Regions from separate parts of the Mus musculus genome. Here regions 2, 3 and 4 are each linked to region 1. Evidence: chromatin loops called from intact Hi-C (ENCODE). Cell type or tissue: left cerebral cortex. All regions are shown on one strand. Region 1 holds the start of Gm32923 (a long non-coding RNA gene). Region 2 overlaps Tenm3 (teneurin transmembrane protein 3). Region 3 overlaps Tenm3 (teneurin transmembrane protein 3). Region 4 holds the start of Gm19744 (a long non-coding RNA gene).

Region 1 (8,000 bases):
TCTAAATTGCACAGTAGGCGTGTTTATTAAACAGATTGGCTGGGAAAGTTTTGAAATAGTACTGAATTTACAGTCTCAGTGCTATTCCTGTTGCTGTGTATGTGGTAGGTTATACCGAAGTAACTAATCTTCTAATGAATGCTGATATTTTATTAGAATGAAAGCACAGATTAGCATTAATATTTTTTATCCTGGAAATCCTTTGGCAAGTACTGGGCAGCCCAAATTTAGAAAACTATGAGATTTCAAACCACGTAAACATGGTTCTGTTGGACATTTTATTTTTTAACTGTTAACTTAGGTGTTCGCAGTTCTGTTGAATGGGACTTCTGCAGGACTGTATTTAGCATGCTGTAAGTACTTTGGGGTGAAATAGGCTCCGAGTCTAAATTCTCAGAAATGTCTGTGATGTATTGACCATGAATAGCGTGTACCACATGACAGAAGTGAAATTACACTCTTAACCCCTTCTCAACGTGGACTGGTCTTTACAGGGGCACCAATAAATGACAGATCTGGAGAGTCTCCTGGTGCTTATTTTAGAAGTCAAATCAACCCAATTAGTATCTTGTTAGTAGATATAATGAGCCTATTTCTTTCTAAAAAGGCTTGTGGTCTGGACGTGCTTTTACAAGAAATAGTGACCTTGGGGAATATGTAAACAAGAGATCTTTTTCTAAGAGTTTGGGGGGAGGTTGGGGGACCTGTATAATGACAAAAAAAAATTAGCTTACAACAATGACAACAACAAAAAACAAAAACAAAAGAAATTGATATTCAAAGTATTTTAGGCAAAGCCAGTCAAAATGCTTTCATGATATTTTGAGATGTAAATTTTTGTCTGATTTGTATTGTTCTTTTCGTTTGCCTTCTTAACTTTATATGTGACCTGAATTTTCCATAACTTGATGACTATAGATTGCATCTAGGCATTCCAATAAAAGCCAACCCAATGTGTGTGCGTTTATATGTTTCTTTCAAGTCTTGACTAGCCAGAATTGCTTTTGTGTTTCACGTGGATACAGAAGGAGGCGGATCTGGGGCTGTAATTCATCTACACCCAAACCCATGATAGCTCTCATTCCTACTGAGTTTGGATCCTTGTTTTGTTTTTGTATTTAGTTTCAAAATGACAGCTCGGAGGAGCACACTTCACAGAGGTCTCTACCCTGGCCTACTTTAGAAAAATGTTAACTCCCCCTCCACAAAGCCAAACCCTAACTGTAAAGGAAGAATTGAAAAAAAAAAAAAAATCACCCATTACTCCTGGAAATCGGGTCTCATTCCTGTGATGTTGGCATTGAGTGTGCTTAATTAAAACACTTGATTAGAATAATCAGTTTGGGCCCGATAGGTTCTCAGCCTCCTGGAGATGTCTAAATCTACATATAGACCTACTGATTAGGGTTTGCTTTGTTCAGCAATTCCAGGCTGACAGACCAGGGCTTTGATTTTGGTATGAAAAGGCAGACTTCCCCATGCTTGCTTTTACAGTGACAACCTCAACTTGATATGGCAGCGTGGATGCTACTGGAGTCAGGTCATCCCGCTTGGCAAAGAGACTGGTTTCTTCTCAGATCAGAGTTCAGTGTGCTCCCAGGCACTCAGTAAAGCAGAGCTTAGCCCAACCCTTTCCCTTTACAGCGCTTTCCTTGTCCCGAGCAAGCTCGGAGAACAATAGTGGACGTGAACTTTAGATAATGAACTGGGTACCAAACATGCCACTCGCTCCCACGGTGAAATGAAAAGTGCATCGGTATTTACATTCACTGCAAGGTGCCTACTAGTCACGTGACTCGCCCCCACAAGCACTTAAAGGAAACCTAGAGAGATTAGCCTGCCTTCAAAGCCCTAACCATGCCCACTCCTCTCCCTGTTCACGGCCTTTTCTTTTGTCTCTGCTGATCCCAGAAGCAGCCATTTCTCTTACCAGGTAGACAGCCAATCAGCTATCTGTGTAAGGTGCTCTTTGGAATACAGGGAGTCCAGAAGAGGAAGCCTGAAGGCGCCGATTCATGACATGCTCGGTCTGTAACAAACAGCCCCTGAGCAGTGCTCTTACAGGACACAGCCCACCCATGAAATGCCACCACCCAACCCAGGTGACACGGATGCTATCCAGGCTCCTGCAGAGCGAGGCAGGACCTCCCCCTCGAGAGCCTTGAAGGGCAGCCTGGCAGGGTCATACCCCTTCCACAGGTAACGCCATCACACTGTCCTGAAGACAAGTGAGCTCCGCCTGCAGCTCCAGTCCGCAGCGCGCAGTAAATTCTAGGTGAGGGAGAAAGAACGTAGAGAAATTTGAGCAAGTTATCCAAGTATGGATGGGGTTCAAGCCAAAATGAGCAAAGACTCTCTATCAGGGAGTTAGCTTTCCTGCCGCGATAGCTTCACCCCAGACGGCTCTGGTGGTACTACCTGCTGTGTTTGCATAAGTCACAAGACATGGGCTTTATGTCCCTGTCTATCTGCCAATATTTCTAGCTTCTTGGCTCCCTCGTCTATGGAAAGAAGTCATCCATGCAATGCTAATGAGTGCCCATCATATCCAAAGGAGGGATTAGAGATTTTTCCATAAGCCTCTCCTTTGACTTTGTCATCCTACCAAGGTCATGGAGAAAGGTGACACATTGTTTATATATCCCTACTCACCTTAACCACAGGGTGAACCCAAGTTCCAAAACGGTAGTGACAAGGCTGCTAGAGTGTTCTGCCCTCTGATCCAAGCCCCCAGAATGAAAAATCCTCTTACCACTTTTCTCGTCTGTTACCACCTCTACAAGCAATGGTCTCTTGATGTCAGTTAATTACTAATAACTTTTAGGTAGATCGAGCAAACCTTTTCATTAATGAACCAACTTAAAATTCTGACATAGAGCACTACAGGAGTCCTAGAGCCTTGTGTATAGAGAATTTACCACAGACTGGTGCTGAGCTTAAAAGTAACATCATTATTCAGTTTAGAGATAATGGGCTCAACAAAGCAAATTTAATAAATCCTTCCGGGATCTAAGCAGAGGAAAATTAAAATTAGAAGTATAAATTGTTAGTTCTAGGGCAAGAGAGTGGCTCAGTTGCAGTCTTCCTGCCTATAGGATGACTTGTATGTGGCCCCTGGCATCCACCTGCATTAGGAAGGGAGATCACATTCTTTTTACATGTGCAGACATTTCCTGAATCCCACCAGCAATGGCTATGTCCATATGACAGCATCGCTCTCGCTGCATAGAATGGACGCGATTTACAACCGGTCCTCTGAGTGGAAAGGCATTCCGAAAGCTTCTCGAAACTTAACGCTGTCAAGGTGAGGGGAGTGTAAACACCCAGGGAGGGAAAGTGACCTGAGCTGAAAAGAGACCTGCTCATCGGAACTCTGAGCTCTTCCACCTCAGGTTCTTGTCACGAGGTGACTAGCAACAGTTTTGGTGAAGATCCACTTCATCCCAACATTCCCTCCCAGATAAACGGACGGGAAGCCTATTGTGCCAAGTTCAGAAATTAACTCCTTAAAAGTCGTTCCCAGGTCCTCCTGCCTCTACATCCTCCCCTTTTCTCTCCCTTAATTCTCTCTTTCTGAAATGACCCCAGCAAGAGCTGCCTGGGTTGTAACCATTTAAAAAAAAAAAAACATTGTGTCTGCTTTTCTTCACCTTAGGGGGAAAGCCATGCTGGTCCATTGATAAGCCAGGTGATTTTGACAGTTGAGGATATCACAGGGAAGGAGAGTCTTTCATCTCCAACTTATTGACAAAAGGTTATGAGCAAGCAGGTTTCAAAGTCTCACTTCAGCTGTGACATTATCTCCAAGGTCAGGCTTGAGATTTAAGCATTATTCTCCATCGCTGAAACGCAATTCTGCAAAGCACATAGAGGGAGACGTTGAGTGGTCCGAGCAGCACGGCTCACAAGAAATAGGGAAGGGAGTGACAATCTTTCTACAAGTCTGTCCTCAGTTTTCAGGACTCTGGCTTTTTGGAGGAGTAAGATCCTGTCTCAACATCTGGTGACACCCTTGAGGAGTGAGCCTCAGCAGAGACCTGTGTCTGGGTCATGGTGGCTGCGAGGCACTTTCATGAAGGGCTCTTGCGCCCCCTAGCGATGGGCGTCTTAGCTGTCGACGTCTACGCTAAAGTGGCAGCAATGTCCCGAACCAGAAACAAAACAAAACACAAAAACAAAGGGAGACTTAAGATCTCCATCTACCCGGCTCTGGATGGGCCAATTCAAACGATCCTCTCTGGTCCCATTCTGTTCTGCCCGTAGACTTCCACACATAAAGCGATTCCTTCTGCTTCATGCACCGCCTCACTGAAGCTTGGTCCTTGCAATCCTTACTCCCATAAGATTTTTCCCGACCGCATGCGCCTGCAGAAGTTCTGTCAATCCATGTTCCTCTCGCCTGGCAGATCATAAGAGGGCCCTTCCTCCCAGGAGTTGTCCGCAGGCTGTCTGAGTCCCGCAGCCCACTCAGAACACTGATTGCTGAAATACATTGTTTACTTTTTACTTTCCATGTTAACAGCCCTGTCGCCGCGAAGACTTTCCCAGAAGGACAGATTATTTAAATTCAGAGTGGCATTTTTATTTCTGCCCAAGCTAGGCTCTCACAGAAAGTGCGAGAATGACAGGCAGCCTGAAAAAAAAAAAATCCTTCCTGCCCCCAGCCCCTCCCTTCCACAGCTTGGCCTCATTTGCCAGGGTGAGAAAAAAAAAAAAAATGGACTTTCAACCTTTCTTTCCTGGGTTGTCACACAGAGAAGCCAGTACATGCTGATTTTAAGTGACAGCATGTACCTACCTTAAGAAACCGTCCCTGGCTAGGTAGAATCTAGTGACATTTCTGGAGGCTCCTTTGGGGACCCAAATAAGTAGACCCATTTCCCCACTTTCTCTCTGAGATTAAAAAAAGGGGGGCTAGAGATCACATAGGAAGTCAAAATATCATGGCAGACAAGATGAGATCAGAACCCTACACCTCATGAGAAGATAAAAGTGGACCGCTAGATGTCCGGACTGAACGAGCATCTTGCCCTTCCGTGACAGAACCGCCAGGCCAGACAGGCAGGCTGTCCGTGGGAGGAGGAGGGGAGGGAACAACACTCTTCTACATGAGCCAAGTATGTCCAAGTTCCTATCTTCACCGTTCTCCGGGAAGGCTCCCTCGGGTGCTCCTGGGAGCTGGAGTCCCAGGGAGAGGACACCCCCAGCGGCACACATACACACACCCAGAGCACGGAGAGCCAGGTTCTGCAGCTGGATTAGAAGGCCTATCAGTCCTGGTCTTCAGTCTTTGCTTTTCCCTGGTGCTAAAGCAAGAGCTGGCTTCCCTCACCTGGCCTCTGCCAAAGTACAAGGGGGTCCCCCACATGCCACCTCTTCCTTCTGTGACAGCTGCAGCTCTCTTTGGTGGCTGGCAGTCCTAAACCAGTCCTAAAACCCAAAGTTGCCGCCTCCTAAGTACAAACTGACAGCATTCCAGATTCGGAGGTCCCCACTCTCCCTCCCAGAGCCCTACCCACCCACAGTCACACCTAGAGGCGGTGTTCTATGCCAGTAGTAAAGGCAGGGGAGGCGGGCTCCGGCTCGGGGCTCTTTGAAGGCAACAGGTCCCCAATTACTTCCCGCTCATTAAACTGTGGACGTAGCCTTGCCTGGCTCTTGTAAATCAAAGAAAACACGACTAGCCTTGCCATACTCGGGCTCTGTCTGCAGCCTCCGCCAATTAGCACTCTAGTTAATCAAACTTTAGAAGGTCCCTGGAGAGGCGGTGGAACTGGGAGCAGGCCGGAGCAGAAAAGACCCATTCAGTCTCCGCTTTGCCTGGCTGAAGGCAGCCACTTGTTTTCAGTCAGTTTTCTCCATCTTTAAAGTGGGCTGCTCTGTACATCCCTTAAGCTGTGTGTGCGCATGCGTGCGTGTGTGGGTGCGCGTGTGCGTGCGTGCATGCGCACATGCGCAGAGTGAAAAAGAAGGTGAGCAGAAAAGTTAGAACGAAGACTTCGGGATAATTCTTGCTTGATGCCTTTCAGCATCTCTGGGAGAGTTTCTAGCTGCGCCAATAGCTGAGGTCCCTGAGCTCTTAGGGGTGTTCCCTAGAAATGGGACTTCCTTCCCGGTTTCCTCCGCTCTAGCACAGCATCTTTATCCTTCCAAGATGGTGTGAACAGTCGGTGATTTTTGAATCACAAGAGAATCAGATGGAATAATGTTCTGCATTATTCGGGCCAGCTCCTCAGGCTTTTGCTCCATTCAAGAGAAGGAAACTGAGTGGCTGAGGGAAACAGGCAGAGTACATTAACGGCATCCTTTGGTCTGTACGGGATAGTGCACAATTTTGTTCCGTTCTCCTGGCAGCCTCAAAGGCCAAGAAAACACTGAGCCAGAAGGTCGTATGGGTGCAGGAAGGGTCCCTACTCTGTCTGGCCCTGTTCCGTGCTCTGGAATGTCTGGAATCCTTGCACCACTACTAATGGCCGCCCCAGATGATGGCCCAGCACCAAGACCACTCAATCCAGAGCCTGGATAGAGAGAGATTGTGCCGCTTTTTACCTATAAGGATCACACTGTGTCTCAGCAGCTTTTCTCAGAGGGACAAGATAAACACATGAGACTAGGGAGTAAGAGAACCTTGCGGTTCTCTCCTGTCTCCTTGGGGGGGGGGGGGTCTGGGCAAGGGCTAGTCCCAGGAGAGCCAGTGTAAGCGGCTATTAACAGGAACCTGAGGAGGAATTAATCCAAGAGAAGCCCTCTCCCCCCAACCCCAGCAGAGCTGCCATGTATGAACAGCTTCCCTCCCGGATCTGGATCCCCTCGTACTTGACATGAATGACACACACCCCCATTTTTATTAGCATCTGGAGTCACACTGAGAAACTGATGTCCAGGGCAGACCTTTTTAAAGCAGGGCCCGTGGTGACCCTGAAGACCACCATCTCCTCATAACCGTCATCAGTAGGATCCGACTGCAGCCCCAGGTGGCATTTACACTCTGTCGGTTCTCAACCTTCCTAACGCTGCGACCCTTCAACACAGTCCTTCATGTTGTGGTGACTCCCCAACTATAAAATTCTTTTCATTACTACTTCAAAACTGAAATTTCGCTACTGCTCTGAATTGTAATGTGTTTTCCGATGGTCTTAGGTGACCCCTATGGAAGGACCTCTCCCTCTCGAAGGGGGACTAGATCCACAGGTTGAAAACTGATAGTGTGGGGCAGATACCTCCCTCCCCCGCTACCTCTGCTCCTCCATTCTCTCCCTGTTTCAAGTGGATCAAGACTTCCACCTTGCGTGGTGGCGCACGCCTTTAATCCCAGCACTCAGGAGACAGAGGCAGGCTGATTTCTGAGTTCGAAGCCAGTCTGGTCTACAAAGTGAGTTTCAGGATAGCCAGGGCTATACAGAGAAACCCTGTCTTGAAACTCCCCGCCCCCCCCCCAAAGACTTCCGCCTTGAGCCCTCCCTTCCATTATTCTCCCCAAAGCTTCTTAAGATACCAGGCTGAGATGACACCCACTGCTGCTGTGATTGGAGAAGCCCACCCTGGGTGGACCCTTCCTTTTAGTCAGAGATGTTCCCTTGATGGCCTGGTGCCATCACCCCATTCCGATGACCCCTGTACTTCAATAACAAAGACCAGAGCTAGAGAAGGGCCCTCAGAGGGCCAAGGTGTGAGAGCATTTTGGATGGAGAGAAGAGCAAAGCTATAGAGAATAGGGCATAGGTAGACGTGTTCCTGAGCCAGACTCCACTTCTTGGATGTGTAACTTGGCATTCTGGGACTTCTCTTTTGCAGAGTGGATTCCAGACCCATGAGACTGCTATGAGATCACATTAGTTGGTTAATGTCAAGTCTTCGAACAGCACCCTGGAAAGTTATATGGCTTCCCCGATGGCTACTGGGAGCCGCTAGTTAGGGTCTCATGTTGATCCATGCTGTGTAGAGCCAGATTTCTATAGGGCATCCCTGCCAGCCTTGACTGGAGGTCAGAACAACACATG
Region 2 (8,000 bases), 330 kb before region 1:
GTGTGTGTGTGTGTACCAGCTGCCGCTCCCTCCAGGGTCTCCGGAGCACGCCACCTGATCAGTTGGTGGGCAGTTTCCAGGCTGCTTCGGCTCGGGTGTGCAGGTCTGTGCGTGCGTGTGTGCATGCGTGCGCGCTTGTGTGCAGACTGTGGCGAGTGCCAGGCGGCGGCGGCGGCGGCAGCGGCGGGCGGGCCGCGGCGGGGCCAGGCTCGAAGGGGTTAAGCGTCGCCGCCGCCCCCTCGGCGGCCGGGTGTAAACAGAGCAGCTTCAGCCTATCATGTCTGGCTGCCGCTCGCAGCCGGAGCCCCGAGCCCGGCGCTGTAACGCGATCCGCTCCAGACCCAGGCAAGTTGGCAGCGCCGGGCTCCGCTCCGCACGGCCACGGCGAGGGCGCGCGGCGGCAAGGTGGGTGAGCGCGGCCTGGGCGGTTCCTCGCGCGGTTCCACGCGCGGCTCCGAGCTCTCTCTCGGGCGCGCGGGGACCCCCGACTCCGCGGTCCCCTCGGCGCGGGTCCCGCGGTCCGTCCTCCCCGGTGGCGGCGGGATGGGAGGAGGCTTCGCGCCGGTGGAAATCGGTGCAGAGGCAACATTAGCATCTGAAATTAGGTGGCTTTTTAACCCCTGAGGGTCCAGATTTAAGGATTTAGGAGAGGTGGAGGCAGAACTTTCCCGAATACTCTTCGCCACCCGGAGTGGTGCAGGTAGCCACGGGGAGATGGAGTCTTTTGTTCCCGGTATTTTTAATTAAATGGATTTCTAAAATGAGTAATCTACGGTCCAAATCTTTGAGGTAAAACTGTCTTTTTCTTTCTTTCGTCTTCTTTTTTAGCCTCCATGTGTTCTTTTGACTTTTGCCATATATCTTACGGAATTTGTTTGGAGCAAGTCTTAGCGATCATGATTTTGAATAATTCATGTCAGAAATGTTTAAAAAATCTGCTTCGAACGTAAATGAATCAACCTTTTGGTTCCATTAACCGAAATCCATCATACTAATTGCTTAATGGGGGCGAAAGGTACAAAATAATCTTGCTAATTAAAAGAGCAGGTTTTTGCCTGTGAAACACTCCGTCCCTTTTTGTCGTGAAAAGATTTTTTAAGGGGCACGGTCTCTAAAGAAATTCAACTTTTGCAGATGTGCTTCGATGTAGATTACTCCTGTGGAAAAAGAGTTGCGCATAGTTGGGGAAACTTAGTTCCAGTAACAAAAAAAAAAAATCATTCGCCTATTTGTGTGTGTATTTTAATAAGACAAAGATCTGCAGCAGCGCCCAGAAGGAGAAATCACATTTCCGCCCTCTCATGTGCTAGCGTGTCTATCTCTGCAATATCTTATAAATGATACATACAGATGCATGTGCCTGTGTCACAGAGTCATTTTGTCCCTGAAAGCCTAATATAATCAAATTCAGTGTTTTAAGATGGTGTGGTTGCAGATTTGATTCCCTTCCACTAAAGTGGAAATACTTTCGGTAATTGAAAGCAGATTCACGTCTGGCGCGGTGCAAGCCAAGGTTTTTCATTTTTAAAATAAACCTTTTGTTCTCTGCTTTTAAAAGAGCCATCCAGAGACCTCTGTGTGCTAATTATTAAAGTAGTTCTTCGGAAGGGATTGAAAATATCCAGAGAAGGCATTTTAGAAATACAGCATAACTTAGTAAGCTTCCCTCCGAGTAGGGTATTGCTGTGCAGCTTTCAAGCTGGCCCACGTTTTTCTATCAGGTTTTCAGGCATTCAAGTGCAACTGTAGTGTTTAAAACACACAACCCCCAAGCAGGGGCCATGTGTTTACAGTTTAAAAACTTGACAGATTTTTGTGTTCTCCCCACCCCCTCCTTTTTTAATCCTGTGATTTTCACAACCTAATGATGATTTTAGATACATCGGGAAAGTCTCCTTAATTTAAAGAGATGTTGATTGCATGCTAGCTGATAGACTGAAATTTTAAAAAGAAAAAAAAATGATTGCAAGTTGTTAGTCTGGTTCCTGTCTCATCGCTAGGGAATAGGTGTTAAAAGCTTTTTCTTTCTTTCTTTTTTTTTTTAATATGACTGTTAAGGACTGAAGTTAGGACACATTCTAAACAAAGAGTCACTTGATATCCTGGCTGGGAAGATAGAGGGAGATGGAGATGTCTAAGCATCTCACCTTCTGCAGGGCATGGACTCGAAAATGAATTATGGAATCATGAGGGAGAGAGTTCAAAGAGTTACACTTTAAACAAAGATAATTGCGTTCAGAAAAACACAGGTATATCCTGAATATTTAATTACTAGCTTTTTAACCCATTACACTGATTATTAATAAAACATGACCAGTATAATATGCGGTTTGATTTCTTAGAATCCACTTGGTAGCTGTTACGTTTTAACCTTTTTTCTCATCTTCTGGAAAGGAGTCTTTTGCACACATTTTAATAAATTTGAAGTGAATATCTCATCTAATTTCAAAGGTCCTTGGTTAAGTATTTCTCATGCAAAGTTCTCTTATAAAAAAAAATTATTTTAAAAAATATTTAGAAAAGTTGTACCCTCCCCCCCCAAATTGGGGAGTGGGGGTTAAGTTTTGGCAGTGTTACATCACATTTCTTAGATACCAGTGGCCTAGTGTATGGCATAATAGAATTTAGTTTTTCTCAAAGATTTAAGGAAAGAAAGGGGATTTTAACACGGACTCTATTGTAGATTTCTGAGCATTGATTTCAGTGTAAAGTCTTTGACCATTTAACCTAACTTTATTTATTTGTTTGTTTGTTTATTTTGGCTTTCTTTTTTATTTTTATGTCCTTACACATCTTCTTATTTGGTGTGTCATGCTTTCAATTTATCATGGGACATCTGTCTTTCATAATGTAGACAAGTGGCAGAGGGAGGCACTGTCTGTATACAGTGATCTTGATAATTAATGCCATAAAATAGATTAAAATGCTGTATTCCAGGTATTCATTTCCTTAAAAGGGGCCACCAGAACAGCGTTGCTAAGCACCCGCCACCACTGCAAGCAACAGAAAATGACCCAAATTAAAGAACCTGTTCTAAGCTGTATTCTTGCATTTTCTAAAGTGTGTTTCAAAAGGTTTAACAAGACTCATTCAATTAGCTCAGAGAAGGGATCTTTTTTCAGCTCTGGTCAGCAATTAAGAGATTGAGCATTGGAGCACCAGCTCTTCATGTTTGTCATTTATTTTGTTTCCTGGGCTTTAACTAAACAATTGTTAATAAAGTTTATTTAAAAAAACAAAAAAACAAAAAACTACTCTTCTATACAAAAGTAAATCTAAAAAGCAGTCTAGTCATTTGTTTTAAGCTTCTATTTAAATTTATTTTATATTAACCTTTTCTCAGTTTAAAAAAGTTTGTTTTCCACTAATATGCCATTTCACAACTTCACTGGAATTGTGCAGGTATACATATATGCCTACATACGCATGTAGTTTAGATTAAGATTTAGCTACAAGTGCTCTGGCTTAGCTTAGACATGAGTACTTTGCAACTCTCAGTAGAGAAATGAGCTATGCTCACTGAACATTTGGATGTTATAAAGATGGTACCCTGAAAGAGGGGAACATGATGCACAGAATTAAGAAAAGAAATAAACAGATTTTGTTTGCTTTTTTTTAATAACCTCTCAGTGAACCTTGAGTTTGATCAGAACTTCCCAACAGCTCTGGTTTAAAGACCCAAACCGCAGCAATTAGAGTACCTCGTGAGTAAGAGGGCCTGGTGAACTGGTTCTTGGCAGATCCAGGATAGTCACAAAAGTAGATCAGGGAGAAAGAAAAGAGAAAGGAACAGAAAACTGTAGGATGTCCAAAACTAGGAGAGAGGAACACGAGGATTCCCAATGGTTTAGATTAAGGGGATCATCTAGACTTGGGCTGTATCAGGTTGATCTGGACAGGTCTGAAGCATATAAACACAGCTTTTAAGTGTTCAATCATAAGTGCTGTTTTGGCTGTGATCGCCCGTTGGAGCATTTACACATCCCGAAACATGCATGTTTCAATGCCAAAAATAACAATCTGATTCCTTCATCCAAAAGAGATGGTTTACATTAGAAACTCATTCAGTGTGTTCGTATCAGGATTTTTGGCATTGCAGAATTATCTTGCTGTAGATAATATAAGATAAATAAAATGTGTATGGCTTACTGGAATTTTGTTTAGAATACAAAGATTTTATAATATTAATTTATATCTGAGGCCTTTCTTGAAGTCTACAGCAACTTGAAATACATAGTTTGTTTTTTGACATGTCAATTTTTTCCTCTTTAATACAGAGAGGATGTATAGAGATTATAGATGCATTTAGTAGGTTTGAAATTACACGTTTTAAAACTTTTTTGAAAAGTTGTTTGAAACTAGATGTTTATACATTGTCTTTAGTTACAAACCTAGCTGTGGGTTATGCATCCTATCTTTGAGATCTGAAATAGCTATTTTAAATTTTTGCTATGTCAGTTTAATAACAACAACCCCTCCCCTTTGTATCCCAGAAATACTTTGTGTTTGAGACTTAAGTAATAGCAAATTAATTTCAACAGGGAAAAACTAGTTAAAATGAACAGGGAAATCTTTTGTGGGCAGGTCCTATTAAAATGGTAGTTAGACTTGGGGAGTCCATGCTATAGTAATTTACAGAAAAAAAGTTTCTTAAGCATTATCATTCCTTCCCTAAATATTAAGGAGGAGGGGACATGCCACCTAGAGGCCCATAAAAGGCAGCCTGAATGCTTCTTTTTAAATGTCTTTCTTTTAAATAAAACAGAGCCACCTTATATAACACATTTAACATGGTGAACCTTTAGTAACTATGTACCTATTATTTCACTTCACCTCCTGCTTAGAAGTTGTACATTGGAGGAGTGGACACCTGGCTGAGCTCTTAGAAAGTTTATTTGTCTTTCAGTTCCTGTGATAGGAGGAGGCAGTACATCTCCTTAATTATCTTTGTTCAGGGAGCCGGTGAAAGGCCAGGGTGGTTAAACAGGGCCATTTGGACTGGCGAGGTTGAAGTCAGATGCAGGGAGAGTGGGTAAATGCATTCTCATCTTATTGAACCCAACATCAGGAAAGTGACCTTGATGGGGGTAGAGAAAGCCATTTGGCCATTTTTATGATGGTCACTGCTGAGGGATTTCCACAGATTGGTTCATCATAGTCCCCTCTCTTACATTTCCCACTCTGGTGTTTCCCTGTTGGAGAACATCAGGTTGAATGGTAAAATTAGGCTTGGTTTCATCCTGAATATTGGTAGATTTTTTTTCGCCCCTTGGCAACTTTACTTCGAATATACTGATGCATGTATATGGAGCTATCCCTTCATTAAAAATTAAGGCGATCAGGCCGGTTGGCCCATTCTGTATTTGCTTTGAAGGGGTCTTTTCATGATGATTAGCCTCGGTGCAGAGAAGCTGCTAGTCTGCTACTTCTCAGATTGTTTTTCAAGCTATTAAGGGGACTTGCCAAGTTTAATTTCAGCAGTGGGAAAGATGTTTGTTTTAGCAAGTGCCTGGGTGTGTTTGCTTGGAGGTTATTTGGGTCTTAGGAACCCTCTTGCTACCATGGTGGATGGAAGTCACCACTTCCCTTGAGACATAAAAACAAAATTGTAGGATCTAGAGTTTGTATTTCTCAGCTGGGTTGCTGATATTTTCCTGGTGATACATTTTATATCAAGTCTAATAAAACAAAATTCTTGCTTCCACATTTGAACACCTAGTGGCCAGTGGCAGAGGAGTGTTACAGAACCCGACACAAGACCTACCCTTGTTGGGAATTTCACCTGAAGCAATCGAGTGCAGCGAGTAAGAGTTTCTGTTTTCTCAGGCAGAGCCGTCAAGCATTATGACTGGAGGTTGGCTTATGTTTTACTTTTTCCTAAATTCTCCTTTGATACAGTTAATCAAAACTAAACACAAATCTTATCACGGGAGAGAGAGAGAGAGAGAGAGAGAGAGAGAGAGAGAGAGAGAGAGAGGGAGGGAGAGGGAGAGAGGGAGAGAGAGAACCCATTATCAAATATCTGTAATGTTATTTCATGCTTTATTGGAGATAGTTCCATATCATGCAGTGAATTACATAACACTCAAATTTTAGGATCTCAAAGTCACTAAAAGTAGTTACTTCAAGAGAGTTATGTCTCATAAAAAAAAAAAAAACAAACCTCTGGTTTATTGCATTAAGAACCTTTTATTGAAGGAAAAACATTGTGTTTGATTGAAGGAAAACCATAACTGAGTTATGAACTATTGTAACTCCTGCTGTCCCGTGTCAGGGCCCACATTCAGCCAGTCGTCATCTCTTAGGCCGTTTCTCTGGTTCACCACATGGCTGCCTCGCCTTCCTATTGTCTCGCTTCCAACCTCTACCATCTCCTTCTGAGTCTTTGCCAGACCCTTCCTGGTCCTGCCTCAGCCTCCGCTGCTCTGTTCGTTCCATCCATGTGCCAGCAGCCTTTGTGCTGTGGGCAACCCACTCTTCCTATTTCACCAGTCTGCCAAGAGTCTGCTTGCGTAGCATATCTTCTCTGAAGAAGCCTTTCCTGACTGCCTGGGGCAAAGTCTTCTTTTGCCCTTGCATGGCACCCTATACATATTTTTGAATAGCACTTACCAAGTTATAGTCATAGTCATAGTCATCCGATTGCATTGCTCTCCCCAGCGGGGGACAAGTTCTTTCAGGTCACAGCCTTAGTCATTTTCGTATGCCAGCGTCATCCTCGATGCTGAGACAACAGTTGTCAGTCAACGCTTGTTGAATGAGTATACTAAATACAGTTTGATTTATTGAGGACTGTAAGTCACCTTTGTGAGAGCATCAGTTATCTTATTGGTCTGTGTTAAAAGTATTAACAGTCTCTTTGGTTGCGGTTGATGGCTAGGTATGCCCTGTCTGAATGGCCCTCTGGTGGCAATGCCTACACTTGTTATTCTGACCCATTTTTGAGTCTTTACTGGGCTAAATGTTGTACACATCCCATATGGTTTTCTCACAACATCTCCAAATGAGATGTCCCATATTGCTGATGGGAAAATTGTTTTTGTATAGGGTAAGAAAGTTCAGAGTTCTACTGGTGGTGAATGGTCAGATGGTAATTTGAACGTTCTCATCTTCTGACTTTCAACTTGCTCTCCTGAGTATCACGTTGTTGTTGTTGTTTTTGTTGTTATTGTTGTTGTTGAAGTTGAAGCATTCCCCACCCATCTAGTTGGACATCAAAACCCATGGCCTCCTGCATTCGAATTGAGCACACTCCCAAATTCTTTCATTAACTGTTTAAAGTGGTTATATAAACCTATTTAAAGTTAACTACTCACATACAGGAATAAGTTTTAGATGAGGGTTTCCACTCTTCCCCTCTGCAATTTCCCCTTTCATTTCTTATTACCGCATCAAGTAACTAAGATGCGTTTTTGGTGCTATTGTAATTTGTGCACAAAATAGGAACAGAAAAGTTCTGAGTTAGGACTTTTTCTCAGACCTAATCGTATTAGCTTTATTAGTTTTAACTTCTTGGAAACCCTCTTGAACTAATACCCTGTTTCTTTGCATTTTGACTCAAGTGAGATTTTTGAATAATTGAATTTCGGGTAGGTGCTGGGTAAGGACTTTTAAAAGAGAGTTCTAGTAGTACATTTGAATAAGAAAACAGCTATCCCACAGTTAACATCGATAAAGACCCTTAGTGATCTCCAACGTACCAGGTCTCAGCCACACTGTGCTACACCTCTAGCCCTGAAGGCTTTTCTGATTTTTGAGATAAGGTTGCATGGTCCTCCAGAGAACTTGAACTGCTAGACTCTAGTAGATCTCAGGCCTCAGACTTCTGAATAGCCTCGAATGTGTGCTTTAAACTGGAAACTTCTGATGAGAGTCTTTTGATGGAGGAAGGCAGTGAAGATGGATGGCCTGGTTAGGTTTTGTCCACTTGACACAAACTAGAATGACTTGGGCATTTTCTTGATTAAGTTTTGATGTAGGAGGACCCAAGTCACTGTGAG
Region 3 (8,000 bases), 150 kb before region 1:
AACCCATTCTGTCAACATGCATATAAACACAGCAGGAAATTCAAACAAAAGCTAATTTATGGGGAATGATGTCCTCCTAATGATGGTGTAGACCATGGGGGTCCACATTATAAACTACAGTCTTTACATGAGAGGGCTCATTTTACATAGAAACCTTGGTTGCTTTCTCGAAGTATGTATCAAGTGTAATCATTGCCCTATATTTAAGAATATTTTTCTTATTTTTTTTCCTCTGTAAGACCTAGTCATTCCACGTGTACATCACATATAGTTAGATATTCATGAAATTAAAAGATAAAGTGAAAACAAGATGCCAGGTGAAAGTCTCTGCAGGGTCGTTTTCGAAGTTAAAGTAGAGGAACAAAAGTGCATTCTAGTATGTTGACGTGTTATCGGTACCCACATGTGGGAATTTCTTTTATTCCCTCAAAGATAGATTGCTAAATATACTGGCACGTCATAGAAGGTAAATCTAAAAGTGATCTTTGAGACCATCTCAGCCAGACTTTGTAGATTTTTCATCTAAATAAGATGTTAACCTCAGAGATAGGCCAGGAAGCATCTGGGGTGCCTCAGATAGATAGTACCCGACAGGAGGCTAGGACTTGGGTGCCTTTGAATAAAAACAAAAGGCCCCCGGAAGATATTTTGGGCAATCTGTATTGCAACAGTCCCTTTAAGTGTAAAAAATCAGCTCTGGGTTGTATTTTTTTCTGCAGCTTCTGTTAAGGGGTCTGTAATGACTCTTCCTCCCACAGATGATTTGGTGGGGAAGACATCCCATGATGGATGAGAGATGAAGGGACAAGAAAGGGAAACTAGTCCTTTGCTCGCTTGGGTGAGCATTCAAGATTTGGGAGACTAAAGAAGATTGAATCGCAGATATTCAGCATGACATTTTTGAAATCAGTTTTTCTTGCCAGACCTCGGTTCTCGTGTTATCGCACGCCTCTTGTCTTTGCGAGATGGCTCCCTTGCTCCTGCAATATTAAAGAGCGTTTAGGCCAGAATGGCAGGCCTAGTAAGAGCCTTGCTCTGTGTTGCCAGGACCTCAGAGTGTACTCCTCAGGCGTCAGGTTGCTGATGGCAAGGGGCGCCCGCCTCTGGGTTTCCTTCACAACATCCCCTGTCATTTGCTCCAAGGTTCTGGCACACTGCTGGACTCTGTCACCAGCTGTCACCAGCCACACTTGGCAGGATCCAGGGACTCAGACAGCCAGGAGAAATAATAGTAGCTGTGGTAACAACTTCAGTGGCATGGTCCCCAGAGACAAGATCAAATTTGGCACCTTTCCTCTCAACGGGAATCTAAAAATGGCACTGAATTTGCTACTTGGTGGTATGTAATTTTATTTAATTACACATTTTTGGTTTCAAGTGTTCCACATGCTTGTTGCTAAGTGTCAAATGAACTTACACTGGTAAAAACACTGGCATTTCCCCCCTTTCATAAGGAGGAGGTAGCTAGCGATAAAGCTGTGGGTTTCTTCATTTCCATCCACCTTGAAAAAAATTGAGAGAATGCATGCTGTAATTTCTCTTACTGGGAGACTTCAGATCTAAAAGAAAATCCCTTCATAAAATTTTAGTGATGCATCTTTACTAACACACTGTCTCAAAATTATTTCACTTCATGAGGGTTTTTGTTTTTGTTTTTGTTTTTTTTTTTTGTTTTGTTTTGTTTTGTCCCTTTAACTTGTACTACAAAAACCTACCGGGGGGTAGAGGGGACCGAAGAGGTTATGGAGAGAATGTTTTTCAACTACGTGAGAAATATTTTCATTTTTGCCATCATAAAAATTGGTTACAGTCCAAGCAAGGAGACTATAGCCAGCCTAAAAAGAGACATGTTGGGGCTGGCAAGATGGCTCAGCAGGTAAAGGTGCTTGCTGCTCCAGCCTGGAAACTTTCATTGAATTCCTGGAACTGGTGTGAAGGTGGAAGGAGAGAACCAACTTTACAAAGTTGTCCTCCAACCCCCACACATGTACATGGTGTGTGTGTGTATACATATACACACAATAACAACAACAACAATAATAATAATATTAAATCATGTTTGTAAAGATACGGTTTGGAGTCGGCTACTTGGCTATAGCATAGGTCTTGATAGTCATCCTTGGCTTAAACACCATGTAAGTCACTCAGAGAATTGCTATTATTGTAACCTTTTATCTCTCCCTTGATCACTAATTTCTGTTTTGTGAGGGGAAAATGGCAGATGCTGCAACTTCATTTAAAACTGTATTGCAGGGGAATCATCTATCTAAGAGAGTGGTTCCCAACTTTCCAAATGCTTCAGCCCTTAGATACAGATGCTTAAATTATGGTAATCCCAACCATAAAACTCTTTTCATTGCTATTTCGTAACTGTGATTTTGCTACGGTCATGAATTGTAATGTAAATATCTGTGTTTTCTGATGGCCTTAGGTGACCCCTATGAAAGAGTGGTTTGACCCCCGCCCCAAAGGGGGTCGAGACCCACAGGTTGAGAACCGCTGATCTGAAACCTCTATGGTCTCCTGCCTGGAGAAAGAGGGTACAGTCTGTGTTCCCTCTGACTGTTACCATGTCAACATGGGGCGTCCTCAGTCACTCTACACTGTATTTTCTACCCTATGTTTCTAAAGTGGAATAGTGCCGTGAGAACTCAGGGTCACACACAGAACACAGAGCTCACTGATTCTGCCAGGCAGCCTGGTAGGCCAGCACACGCTTGGGGACCCTTTGTCTCCACACCCACAGGACTGGGATCGCAGATGCAGGCCCCCACCCCCAGATTGTTCTATGCCAGGATCCAGACACAGATTCTCACGAGTGAGTGGCAAGCATTGTAACAGCTGAGCCTTCTCCCAGCCCAGGGTTTGCATTTTGATGACAAATAATGATATCTAATGTTTACTAAGGATTGCCACAACTCTGTGGCCTTCATGGCCATCATCTTTATTTGATTTTATAATAGGTGTATAAAAACAGTCATAATCTCTGTCCCATGGGCAAGAAAACTGAGAAGTTCAGAAATGAGATACTAACTGGGAACCCAGTTAATTGACAACAGAGCTGTGATTCAACCTTGACTTGCATTGACCTACCGCCACACCTAAGCTGATGGGGTGAAGGAAAAGGACAACCCAGGAAGCCAAATAGTGACAAGATTTTCTAGAGATACCAGATGTAAAACAAACTTAGAAGTGAAGCAGTTTAGATAGATTTTTTTATTATTATTAGCAACGCCAATCCCAAAGCCATCTGTCCATATGGGGTTATAAGCTAAAAGCATAGACACAATGAAGATGAAAGAGAGATCCAGGCCAGGTCTGGTGCATGCTCACCCTTTGGGGAAACATGAGAGGAACAGCTGAATAAGTCAGGAGGGAACAACAAAAGAACTCACATGATATGTACTCACTGATAAGTGGATATTAGCCCAGAAACTTAGAATACCCAAGATACAAGTTATAAAACACATGAAACTCAAGAAGAATGAAGACCAAAGTGTGGTCACTTTGCCCCTTCTTAGAATTGGGAACAAAACACCCATGGAAGGAGTTACAGAGACAAAGTTTGGAGCTGAGACGAAAGAATGGACCATCTAGAGACTGCCACACCCGGGGATCCATCCCATAATCAGCCTCCAAACGCTGACACCATTGCATACACTAGCAAGATTTTGCTGAAAGGACCCTGATATAGCTGTCTCTTGTGAGGCTATGCTGGAGCCTGGCAAACACAGAAGTGGGTGCTCACAGTCAGCTATTGGATGGAACACAGGGCCCCAATGGAGGAGCTAGAGAAAGTACCCAAGGAGCTGAAGGGGTCTGCAACCCTATTGGAGGAACAACAATATGAACTAACCAGTATCCCCGGAGCTCGTGTCTCTAGCTGCATATGTAGGAGAAGATGGCCTAGTCGGCCATCATTGGGAAGAGAGGCCCCTTGGTCTTGCAAACTTTATATGCCTCAGTACAGGGGAACGCCAGGGCCAAGAAGTGGGGGGGGAGGGGGGTGATGGGTAGGGGAGGGGGGTATGGGGGACTTTTAGAATAGCATTGGAAATGTAAATGAAGAAAATACCTAATTTTTTAAAAAGTAAAAAAAAAAAAGTCAGGAGGGAGCAAATGACCTCCAAATTCCGTAGTTCCAAACAGCAGATCTTTATCTCAACTCTGTGCCTGTTGTAAAGTCTGGTGTCAGTGTAGCAGGGTGCCCCTACCTCATGCCCTTTCAGGTTGTAGTCAGACTGTAGGCTGCGGTTGACATCTCATTTGAAAACATAACTTGAACTAGACGAGTGTGCCTCCATCTCACACACGGAGGTTGCGAGGGTCCTATCTCACCACACGGGCTCTTCTCCACGGGACTGCCCGATATGGCATGTGACAGCTGCTTTTCCCTATGGCGAGCGGTTGCAAGGGAGAGATCTGAACCACGAGAATAGAAGCTAAAGTCTTTGAGAACCTCAGATGAGAAAAAGACGTTCTGCGCTGCCTGCCTTATGCTTCTGGTTATAAGCAAGTTACTAAATCAAGCCTGCACTCAAAGGGAGGGACATGCAGACGGGCTTGCCTGAGTACCAAGAGACAGGGATTATTTTGAACCACCTCAGAAGTATCCCACTACAGTTGACTCACAGGCTGGCTTACTTTTGCTTAAGTATGTGTGCAGCGCAATGATTGCACACACTCCAGGGCACATGCTAACAACGCTACTTGGTCTGCTTCTCTGATTCCCTCCATGGATAAGCAGCAAATTACAGAGGTGACTCTTGAAGCTTAGTCCTGGAAGTAATATGCCTTGACTACGGCCACATGTTATGATGGAAATCAGTTCCAAGTCTTTAGGGATCCAGAGAAGAGAGATCTACTGTACAGTAGCCTATCAGAACACTCACACAGGAATTGTTCAGGGTACCTGAGAAGCAACAGTCAAAGTGCTAGGAAAAAAAAAAATCCAGGTGAATCTCCAGACCAGGCTAAGACAGTGAGGCTGGGTCGCTGATGCTTACAGACACCACTGATGTGTGAAGAGGGTGAGTCTCGAGAGAGGCTACTTCTGATGAGGCAATCCAAGAGATCGCATAACCACTGAAAGGAGTTTTATTATAGACACCCCCTGGGGCTAAGGAGATGCCTTACAATTCAGGCATGAGGTCCAGAGTTCAGATCCCAAGAGCCCACCTAAAAGCTGGACAGGCGTGGATATCACTGTGAGCCCACGCACTTGGATGCAGAGAGCAGAGCCTCGGGGCAACCTGGCTAGCTCGAGAGACTAACTGATCAGCCCACTCTGGGTTCGACTGAGAAACCCTGCCTCAGTGCAAAAGATGGAGAGGGATTGAAGAAGACCCGGATGCCAATTTTGCATGCAGACATGTGCCCCAACACGTGTGAACAAGCATACACACAGGAGCTCACATATATAGAAGTAATAATAAATAAACAGGTAATCCATGCTATAGACTTCCCAGTGTCGCCAGTTCATTGGACATTTTGGACATGCTAATTGGTGTTTGCATTGTTATGGAATCTGTCTCCCACACTGCTTCAAAACGCAAGGCTGAAGCTTCATGCCCACTAAAGAGCCCCCCATTCCTAGCTCCCCCGTAAGTCCCTACTAGCTAGCACTCTACTGTGTTTTGCTATGAATTTGAAGTTTTCAGATGGCACATGAGTGGAACCATATTCATCTTTTGGCAGTTAGTCTATTTCACTAGCCATAGGTCTTCTCATTTCATCTATAACTGTATATACAGTAGGACTCTCTCCATCTGTTTTTTTTTTATTAATTATTTTATTTATTTGCATTTCAAATGTTGTCCCCCTTCCAAGTTTCCCCTCCACACAGCCTTATCCCATCCCCACTCCTGTTTTCCTCTAAGAGAGTGCTCCTCCGCCCACTCACCCACTGCTGCCTCACCGCTCTAGCATCCTCACCGCTCTAGCATCTTCCTACACTGGGGCATAGAGCCTCTACAGAACTAAGGGACTCCCCTCCCATTGATGCCAGATAAGGCAATCCTCTGCTACATATGCAGCTGGAGCCATGGGTCCCTCCGTGTATATTTGGTTGGTGGTTTAGTCCCTGGGAGCTCTGGGGGTTGTCCTTAGTTGATATTCTTCTTCCTATGGGGCTGCAATCCCCTTCAGCTCTTTCAGCCCTTCCCCTAGCTCTCCCATTGAGATCCCCAGGCTCAGTTTGATGGTTGGCTGTGAGTATCTGCATCTGTATTGGTCGGGTGCTGGTAGAACCTTTGGGGGAACAGCCATATCAAGCTCCTATCAGCAAGTGCTTCTTGGCATCAGCAATAGTGGCCTCTTAAGTCTGAGTAATATTCAGGATGTGTGTACCTGTTGGGAACAACACAACTGAACCTCTGGTCAGTGTTGGGAACTTCTTCCCTCATCCCTCTCTCCTGGGGCTTTAGCAAGGTAGCTCCAGGGGGGTCCCCGGTTGGAGGCTGCCCCTTTCTCCACCCCCTGCCTCTTGGGTCAGGCATGCTCACCCGGCACCGAGTGGAAAAGCGACCGCCTGCCCAGAGTACAGGAACTCTGGCCGGACGTGACATATTTCTCCTTCCCTTCCTCCCCCAGGGCCCCCCACTTTATTTTGTTCCCAACATGTACCCACACTTCCTTTATTCATGTGTCCATCCCTGTAGAGGACATGATATCACCTCCATCCTTATGACTAGTGTTGCCTTCGGCAGGGCTGTGCAATGAGCTGAGATTTCCACATCAACTTCCACAACCTCTGAGTTGTAACAAGAGCTGGATCAGACAGTTTTCCAGAAGAGGTAACCTTTTACAATCTTACCAGACATACACAGGCAGTAGGTTTCCCCCCCCCCCCTACTCTTTGCCAAGACAAATCATAGCTTCAAACTACAGAGCAGTCTGAGAGGCTGAGGGCTGACTGGTACTAACACAGTACATGAAGTTGCTTGATCATACCATTTCCTTCCTGACACCTGGGATTTGCACTACACAGAGCCTATCCCGCTGTCCTCCCCGTGACGGAGTCACTTCTATTCTGTTCTGTAGGCACACTGTGTGCACCTTTATTCTAGTTGTCTCCTAGGCTCTGACAGAATGTAGCTGTGGTATAGAAGGTCGTGGCGCTCACAGGGGAGGTTTAGAAAAAGTGAGCTCACGGTGACCGTGAAGAATTCGGCAAATGCTTTCCCATGGTCTCAAATCTGTTTTCCAGTGCAAGATTGAAGAGTTGAGCCCACTCATCTTTATTTGCAGATGTATTTAATTAGGCTAAATTTCCCTCTGTTTGTCTGCCAACATACCCACGTAGTTCTATTACACCACTGTTTATTAATTTGTGGGACAATTTTGACTAAATTTGTTGCCAGCCCCTCTCTTCTCTCACATTAACCCCTATATATGGATGCATGTGTAACCTGAGGTATATATAAGCATCAGAGCTCAATCCAAACAGTGACAGTTTTAAAGTAGGCAATATCCTAAGGCCAAACAACCCGTTGCCTTCTATTTTCAGGGAGATGGTAAGCCAGATGTGACATTGGCTGTGGTGCTCGTATTCAGCATCTTAAGTGGATTGTTGTAATGATTGTGTGTGTGCATGCGTGCGTGCATGCATGTGTGCAATGTATGAATGGTGCTTGTGTGTGTGTGTGTGTGTGTGTGTGTGTGTGTGTGTGTGTGTAATAAAGCTGTTACCCATCTGGCAAACAAAATAGCTCTCCTAACACAAACATCCCTTTACTTTTTAACATTTAATATCTGTGTGCAATCCCATAGATTATCTCTACCCTTCAAAGTCTACCAAAGCCAATAATATGTTCAGATCTATCATTCGAGAAAATCTAATGTTGAAACATGACAATAATGATAAGTTATTTCTCATGGAAAGTCGGCCCCTATGGAATACAGCTAATGAGTTTTATCCCAATAAACCCTCTGGAGACTTAAAAATGTCAGACAATGAAACACACTCAGTCCGTGTTTTCTACCAAACTTCCTGCCCCCGC
Region 4 (8,000 bases), 620 kb before region 1:
ACACTTGCATTTCTTCTGCTAGTCCAGGTTTTATTACTGCCAAAGTGAGCAATTCACCATCTTTCCCCTCCCCTGACAGCAGCGCAGCCACAAGGCAAAAGTTGGGATGGCTACACATCAAGCAGTTCACTGCTTTCCAGGGATGCTCTTGGAGCACAAAACCTGGACAGTTTGGTTTTGCCCATCAACATTTCTTAAGGGGTCCAAATGATGGGACCTCTGAGGGAGGAGGTGGGGAGGAGAAGGGAGAGAAGAGCAGTAAGAAAGGAAGAGGAGGGAGGGGAGGGGAGGAGAGGAGAGGAGAAGGAGTCAAGCTACATGCACACACCCTGGCTGCTTTGCCTTACTACAGGCTGAGCCTTGCAGAAGCTGACAAATGCTGACCAGACACCAGCATGCTTTGTCCACCAGCAAAACCTGGCACGAAGCAAAGAGAGTGAGAGCATACAGTGATGTGTTCTAGAGGTGTGTGTGTGTGTGTGTGTGCCTGTGTGTGTGGGTGTGTGTGTTAGTGTGCCCATTAACATGAAGTTTCAGCAATATTTAGTGGAAAACGTTAAATATCACTTAACTGGAAAGTGGGCTGGAGACAGGTTCCAAGATTTGCTACCATTTCTCCATTGTATGACTTCTGCAATTCCTTTCTTCATTTATCAGCAGTGTTAGCCATAATGAGGAATTTAGGGAAGAGCTGAGGTAAACAGTGCCCCTCCCTATCTCTCCCTGCACACGACTACTCTGTTCTGGCATCTGTGGGGCTGGCGTAGTGTGTCTTTATTGTGTCCTTTAGATATCAGCACAGGAAAGAGCAAGAAAGGGGGTTTGCTTCTTGGACAATTATAAGTTACACTCACAAATTTGTGTGTGTGTGAGGGGGGTTGCTGAGCTATAAGGTGATTTATAAAATGTCCTCAGATTTTGCTTATGATCAGGACAAGGGAGTTTACTTGATTTTCTTGTAATATGTGGGGCCATACATTCGTAAGTGATGTACTTCTTATGATAATGAAGAGAGGAAGGGGTAAGTAGCCGACTCTGCCACCTTAGTCTTTCTAAAGTGTGAAATTCATGTGGCAGGAAAGAGGCTGTACCAACCTAGGGCAACTCTAGATTATTCCAGAAAGATGTGCCAGTGGGTCTTTGGGTCACTAATGCTGGTGGAACCGGGTCAGCTTCACTTATTGCCAAGGCTTTGCAAAGCCCAGAGGTGCACTCAGAGGCTTAGCATCTTTGGGAACTGGACCCATGGGCATGGATGCACTAATTTGAGTTCCCTGACTCTTTGTCAAATCCATGGTAAACTTTGGGGGGAGGGAGGAGAGGGGGATCAGAAAAGTCCAGGCTTTTCTATATTTGCCTGACTGATAGATTTGTTCTTGTGAACGCAGTTAAAAATACAAATGTCTTCGATTCCAGCCAGGACAAGTTAGGTACTGATCGGTGGAGTCCTCTGTGCTGAAATTCGCATTGGAGGTGGGACCCAAGGGCTTGGCTGAGACCAGTCGGCAGGCAGTAGTTCAGGGCAGGCCTGGGGACTCTCCACTGCTTCTGGCAGCTCCAGGCTGGTCTCAGGGAATACCTGGGCGCTCCTCGAGGAGCTAGACTCTCATTGGTGCAGTGGTTCTCTCCAGGGCGTTGGACCCAGTCCCTCCAGCGGACAGAAAGAAGCCTGGAGGTGGCTGGAGGCAGGAAGCCAGAGCGCGATTCTGTAAAGGTTCTAAGTTTGGAGTTCCAAAACTCAAAGGGCAGGAGCTTTTGGGCAGTGAAAAATGGCTCCCCGGGTGGGCTTTCCGCAGCTAGGGGTGAGGGTGGGGGCGGGGGCGGAGCCCGGGGCTGGAGCTTCCCGGAGTAGAGTTTTGGCAGAAACTTACAAAGTGGCAGTGTCCTTAGGGAGGTAAAGTTGTTTCGGCTCCCACTGCCAAGGGAGTGTGGCAGGGGCGGTGTTGTGCTGCTAATAATCTGAGGGAAGAAAGGAGAAACAGATCGGGATGGGGCTGGTGGTGGTGGGCTTTAGGTTTGTTGAGTAGCCCCTGACAGTGGCTACTGGTTGGAGGTCCAGCTACTTGAATCTGGGGGCGGACACTTGTTCTAAACAGGACAGAGCTGGGACCTGGGAGGAAGTCTAAGTGTTCAGTGCAGCCCTCCCCTGCCGGAGTCCGAAGGTCATTTGCGCTTTTCGTCCCCAACAAGAGGACACTTCTAGAAGGAAAGATGCAGGTCATTTTCAGAGGCCCGTCAAGGGCGGGCCGCCTACCGGGGGTGGCAATCCTTAATTACACCCTTCTGTCTAGGAATCCATCTTCCCAGGCAGTGTCTTGCTCTCCCACCACCTCGGGTGACTCAGCTGACCCGAAATGCCTACCCTATGGAAGATCAAGAAAAGTAGTTTTCTAAGAAGGTTAGAGGTTTGATTACACCGAGAAGTGTTTCCACTTAAATCCAAGGCAATTACCCGCCCCTTTCCCCAGGTCTTCTTCCCCGGTCACCCAGAAAAGAAAAGGACAGACTCCCACGCACGTACCCCCTCACTTTGTTGGTGCGTGTGAATTTCAAATGGTGCTGTAAGTTCATTAGTGTTTGCAATCAGCGGCCGGCAGACCCCTCATCAGAGCCGAAAGCCGGCAAGAGCCATTCATCAGCATGAAGTGTTATTCATGGATGACCCCTAAATCACGGCGAGAGTAGTAGATACACTGATTGGTCACAGCATGGGAGCCTCGGTGCTTTCCCCGTACCGGCGTGGCTGGGAGGAGGGATGGGAGGGAGGGGCGGCGGTGTGGACGTGGTTCAGTCCGGCAAATCCCATTTGACAGCGAAAAAAGGCAGAAAACCGGGAATCTGATTTTTTGAATAAAGAAGAAGAAGAAATAAAGTACCTGTCATCTTGACAAGTGGCTGAGCGGAGGAGTCAAGGATTATAAATGATCACAGCCAGGTCCAGCTCGCCCTGTGATTGGGCTCTCCCGCGATCCGCACCAGGGAAGCGCATGGTAGGCTCCGCTCCTCTCTCTTACACATACACGCGCGCACACACACACACACACACACACACACACACACACACACGTGTACGCGCCTGGTCTCGGGCACACTCGCCCAGAACGTCCCCCGCCCTTGCCCACAATTACGGTCCTGGATGCTGCTCCCTGGCACAGCGCCCTGCTCGCCTGTTCACCTTTTCCTTCTCTCCTTCCTCCCTCGCTTCCTCCATCCTCCCACTCCCCGGACCGAGAAACCGGGATTCTGGCCGGTGGAGGAGGTTGGAGGGGCCGGGCGGGAAGCGCGAGGGGGAGCGCGCGGGGGAGAAAAAGAAAGTGAACTCATTGGCGCCCGCGCGCTTCCCTCCCCTCGCCGCGTCCCCGGGCCGCCCGGCCGTGGGCAGCGGAGGAAGTTGTAACACTTGCATCTCCCCCTCCCTCCCCTCCCCATCACCGGCCCCCTCCCCCGCGCCCGGCGCCTTTGAATTTGGCCAGGCGAGCGCAGGGGCGGACGCGGCGGCGGTGGCCGGGGAGCGAGCGGGCGAGCGGGCGGCGCGGGCGAGCAGAGCGCGGTAAGTGCGGCGCCGTGCGCCCTCCTTCCTTTCTGGGGTCCTAGCGCCCGGGCCTCGGGCGGGCGGGCGGAGAGCGAGCGAGCGAGCGAGCGAGTGAGCAGGGAAGCGCGGTTCCCTTTCCCAGGCACTGCTCCGAGGGGCGGCTGCGAGTTGGCCAGCCCTACAGGCGGCGGAGCATCCCAGCTCACAGACTCGGAGCTCTGGAGTCCCGGTTTCGGCCTCGGGTCCCCGCCCCTCCCTCGCGTCTGCCACCCTTGGCTGTAGGCTCAGGTGGGAACTTTGGCGGTGCCTCCCACCTGGCAGCGGGGCAGGGTTTCAGTGACTCTGGACTCTCTGGGTTCCCCGAGGAAGATGGTTCCCGGGAGCCTGTGGGGGCAAGGAGTGCAGATGACCTCGTTCTCTCTTTGGGGGTGCTACCCAGTTAGGGACACAACCTCTGGTTCTCTGGGAAGGTATCTGGAGGACTCCAGTGGGACTTCCGGGAGAGCTGGAAGCCTTGGGATGTCAGCATTTGCCGGGGCTGTGGAGAGGAGTCTTCCCCAACTGCCAGACTGCTAAGTTGCCAGGAGTGAAAGAACTAGGGCTGAGGATGCTGAGAGGAGTGGTGATCTCGGCTGAAACTTGATCTGGAAACTCTGGATGGGACTGAAAGCAAACAAAACATACTTTAACCAGGGCATTAAAAAAAAAAAAAAAAAAAAAAAGATGGATGAGCCTGCTGCTTGCTTCAGGTCACTATCACGTCTTTACAGCTGATGAGAGGGGCTTCAGATGTTTCAGGTTGGGGCCAATGATGCCTGATCTTTGCTGAACCCCTTACTAAATGCAGTTCAGATTCCATTCCTGCTGCCTCTCCTGTAAGTCAGTAGTAGAGGTTAACTTGTTAATTATTTTTATGGAGAAACGACAGTAAGCAATTCCATCGGGTATTAATAAAGCGATTGCAATTGTTTTCTGAGGTTCTAAGCTAGAGAAAAGTTCTCAAGACTTTGGAGTAGATGTATTGGAAATGAAATGAACTAGCCTGGCACTTTTTCCAGGACTCCAGGCAGCTGGGCTCTCCCTTAACAATACCTTGTACTTCTTATCTTCTGGCAGTGTATTTATCAAACATTTGTCGAGTCTGGCAGAGTCCACTGGTTGGTCTTTTTACTTGAAATAGCAATATGTGGAGCCATTACCTTGCTCTTCCGTTGTCAGATGAAAAGAAATGAGAAGAAAAGAAAGAAAGAAAAGAAAGAAAGCAAACAAAACTGGCACATTTGGAAACCTTAAAAAAGGACCACCTTAAAGAAGTATACAGCCTAACAATTGTTTTGATTTCTTCTGTCTTTAAAAGACCCCATACCTGCTTGAAAGAAATATTTGTAGCCTTTCTAGAATTAGGGACAGACTTTAGAATTTGGAATAGCTGTATAATCACAATATTTTTAATAAATTGTAATGTTAAAACCTATTTTATACACAGCTCAGTAATCTTATCTTGTATGCTCCAGTGTACACTTTTTGTACCCAAAACTTCTGGCTTGGATTTCTTAATATGTGAAGTTCTTGAGGAGCCTGGAAAGTTTCGATTTTTGATTCTAAATTCAGAGCAAATATTTAATTCTTTATGTAAGAGTAAGAGGTTAGTTCCGTAATAAGACTTGCTAATCCCACTTTAAAATGTCATGGCATTCACAAATTATTCTTAAATTCTTCAAAGCTACGGGGTTTATAATGACATTGGTTATTCTGGTGTGTATTTAGAACTATGAGCATCTCTCTTCCTGTTGCAGTCTCCTTAATGCTCTTGCCTTTTAAGATGAGGAATTTTAATATTCTTCCCTTTAAAAAGTACTACTCTCATTGTAGGAAATATATAACTTTAAAATAATATAAAAATTATGTTGTGGAAAGTAATTCTTTTGAATAAGACAGTGTTGCATCTTATATATACTGAACTGATTTGGGGGAAAATTGTAGTTTGACAGGAACTATGCTAGCATTTATGTATTTGGAAAATAATGAGACTCCTATGTCAATAACATTAAAATTAGCAATTCAGCATCAAGAATATTAACTAATGAACAATGGTTCACTATTTTTTAAAAAAACAGATTATAGTATACGACGTATGGCTGGTTACTTTTCTAAATGGAATGGTTTTGTGCAGCTGTATTTTCTAGAAACAAATGAAAGGGTGTAGTGTGGAGGCTTTTCTTACTCTGGTCTTGTAGGAGTCTTTTGGGCTGAGAAAGGAACCTGCTTTATTAGGGTGAAGACAAAGGAAGTTAAGGACGCTTACCTTTTTATAGAAAGTAAGCTTCCAAATAAAGCAAAAGTTTTTACATTTCTTTGAAAAGGAGACAGGGCTAGACAATAATGATCCGGTTAGCTAGTTAGCTAGTCTAGTCGAAGCTGATCTTCCTTAGCTTTGCTTATGAGAACTAAGAGTAGTGCCTGTCTTTGTAAAGAGTCAAGTCAGTAAGAGACTGGGGAAGTGAAGTAGCTATCACTGTGAGTGGAGCTATCTGTCAGAAACACTAAATCAGTGATGGGCTGCATGCACGAAAATGATGGTTTTTTTTTTTTTTCAACTGCTGTGGAAAAGTGCATTTGGGAATACAGAGGTTTATCTTACCTGCAACGAGGAGTCTAGGAATAAATCCAGACTGTGACCGTAGTCTGTAGGAAGCGTCCACCCAGCCAACTTCCTTAGGCTATAAAGAGTGGCTATTTTAATCTATGTATACTGCCTCTGTACTAAACTTTATTTCAGACCTTAGGATTTAGATTCCTGGGTGGTAGGAGAATGTCACGGAGGTACTATTTGTGCGTGAAGCAGGGTACTCAGAATCAGTTTGAATTGCCTGCCCCTTTGTTGAAGCTTGGCTGGGGAGAACTACTAAGCAGACTGTCTTACACACAGCTCTTGCACTCAGGGTTGCCTTTGAAAGTCAGATGTCCGTTTCAACTCTGCTTTTTCTTACGTAGAGAATATTAGGGGTTGCAAGCTTACTTTGATTGTAATCTGCAATTGGAGATAGCTCCTCTGGGCTTTCATTTGAAGTCTCTGTTCCTCTTTGCTTTAGAAAGTAGGAGGTGACAGTCCAGAGAAGAATCTAACTCACACTTGCAGAAGGAAGCCTTGTCCTGAAGAGGTGGCACACTGATAACAGCACCTTTTCAAAGTTTACAGCAACCAAGTTTGATAAATGATTTCTTGTAAGCTTCTTTTAGAACACATTTAAAACCTAATTTTGGAGATACCAGCTGTTTTAAGAGTTCTAATGGAAATTTTGGGTCTCAAAAAAAAAAAAGGTAGAACAAATGACTTAGACTTAGGCTGAAAACTGATTAATTGTTGTGTCTTATAAAACCTGATTTATTTTATACTTTTTTTTTATACCAAGCATTACCATTATGAAGCACTCCTTCTAATTGAGATTAATGTTTCAGAGCAAAGAAGCGGTTTGGAGGGCTGCATTCATTTTGAGTGCTGTTGTAATCAATTTTAGATACAGTATTCCACAATGGATCAGTTTGCATCCAAACCTGCCTTATTATGTAGAATTAACCTGCTGGTGATTGATAGTGAGGCTTCTCTGTCCTGAAAAGTCATTTGTTTCCAAACAAGTGTGAGGGTTCCTGAAAGTTTCACCATCATACTTCTCAGAATGAAAATCTCTCAGTTGTGGGGACCTAATTTGAGGTTTTTTTTGTTTTTGTTTTTGTTTTTAGAAACATATAATGCAGGAGGAAACAATTAATTCATTTTCAGCAGAAGTCTCCCTTTTTCTCCCAATATAGTATGCATCAGAGTGTCTGCTCTTCTATATCAAAGGAGTTTATGACATTGGAGTCTTGGGTGGTAATTCTTACTCCTTTAGATTATTCCTTCTTTTTATTCCCTTGTTTTCTTTTTGTTTACATCAGCATCCCAGTTGAGTATTTCTGAGCTTTCTTGGAATTAGAAATGCGCACATATTAGGATTTTATTGCAGGGACTGAGAAATACTCTCCAGTCTGATAGGGTGAATTTTATCACTCCACCGTGATGTTTGCATGGGTTTCTTATCTATATCAGGCCTGCTTCAGCTGGGTCAGGTTCTTCAGAAATATAGATTAAAATTTCCGTAGGCTATGGTCTGGATTGCAGCATGGATTGTGGTATACCCTTGAAGGCTCAGTGAGACCGTTGGAAGTTTAGATTAATCTAGAAAAGTTTTGTGCTGTACCTGTGATATAAAAAGGTTTCAAAAGAAAGATACAGCTGTGTATGCTACACAAGACGATCTCATGGTGGCATTGTTCTTTGGGCCCCTGGAGGAGTTATGCCTCTTGCTTTATTTTAAGCTTCTGGGTAAGGATAGATTATTGGCATTGGATTGGTTGTTTTTCCAACTTAAAGCACTCAGTTGAAAGTTGAAGCTGTTAAAAGAAAGCACTTGAAATATCATGTTGAAAG

The links. Hi-C counts contacts between places; a loop is a spot of excess contacts. Peaks named below come from ENCODE experiments on the same cell type or tissue, not always from the same donor. Only the 100,000 strongest peaks of a DNase experiment are listed, where the experiment ranks them.
Region 2: a loop joins it to region 1, with 8 times the contacts of the local background. A loop is called at or near these places in 4 of 42 quality-filtered maps.
Region 3: a loop joins it to region 1, with 2.1 times the contacts of the local background. A loop is called at or near these places in 4 of 42 quality-filtered maps.
Region 4: it touches region 1 in a loop (5-fold over the local background); 4 of 42 quality-filtered maps call a loop at or near these places.

The regions. Positions count from the first base shown.
Region 1 is chr8:48,218,630-48,226,629 of GRCm38, reverse strand. Tenm3 (teneurin transmembrane protein 3) reads left to right here. Exons shown (of 27, transcript NM_001145937.1): 27 at 1-965. Gm32194 (a long non-coding RNA gene) reads right to left here. Exons shown (of 3, transcript XR_378958.2): 3 at 7,980-8,000. It overlaps Gm32923 (a long non-coding RNA gene), which reads right to left and starts at 6,599. Exons shown (of 3, transcript XR_870430.3): 1 at 3,651-6,599; 2 at 2,189-2,271; 3 at 1,291-2,029. In left cerebral cortex, a CTCF peak has its summit at 4,091; DNase peaks (open chromatin) are centred at 4,090, 5,169 and 5,888; H3K4me3 peaks cover 1,416 bases.
Region 2 is chr8:48,547,558-48,555,557 of GRCm38, reverse strand. All of the region lies in intron 2 of Tenm3 (teneurin transmembrane protein 3), which reads left to right. Among named protein-coding and RNA genes, the nearest start is that of Gm39178, 110 kb to the left of the region's middle. In left cerebral cortex, a CTCF peak has its summit at 6,863 (motif pointing left); DNase peaks (open chromatin) are centred at 1,687, 2,988, 3,824, 6,446 and 2 more places; H3K4me3 peaks cover 2,362 bases; H3K27ac peaks cover 1,286 bases.
Region 3 is chr8:48,370,130-48,378,129 of GRCm38, reverse strand. The region is part of intron 4 of Tenm3 (teneurin transmembrane protein 3); the gene reads left to right. Among named protein-coding and RNA genes, the nearest start is that of Gm51531, 62 kb to the right of the region's middle. In left cerebral cortex, no CTCF peak of the experiment used is centred here; DNase peaks (open chromatin) are centred at 1,212 and 4,542; H3K27ac peaks cover 425 bases.
Region 4 is chr8:48,838,768-48,846,767 of GRCm38, reverse strand. Gm19744 (a long non-coding RNA gene) reads right to left here and starts at 2,883. Exons shown (of 6, transcript XR_379026.3): 1 at 2,877-2,883; 2 at 2,522-2,601; 3 at 1,580-1,959. It also overlaps a transcript of Tenm3 not described here. In left cerebral cortex, no CTCF peak of the experiment used is centred here; DNase peaks (open chromatin) are centred at 3,036, 3,236, 3,851, 4,024 and 1 more place; H3K4me3 peaks cover 2,443 bases; H3K27ac peaks cover 745 bases.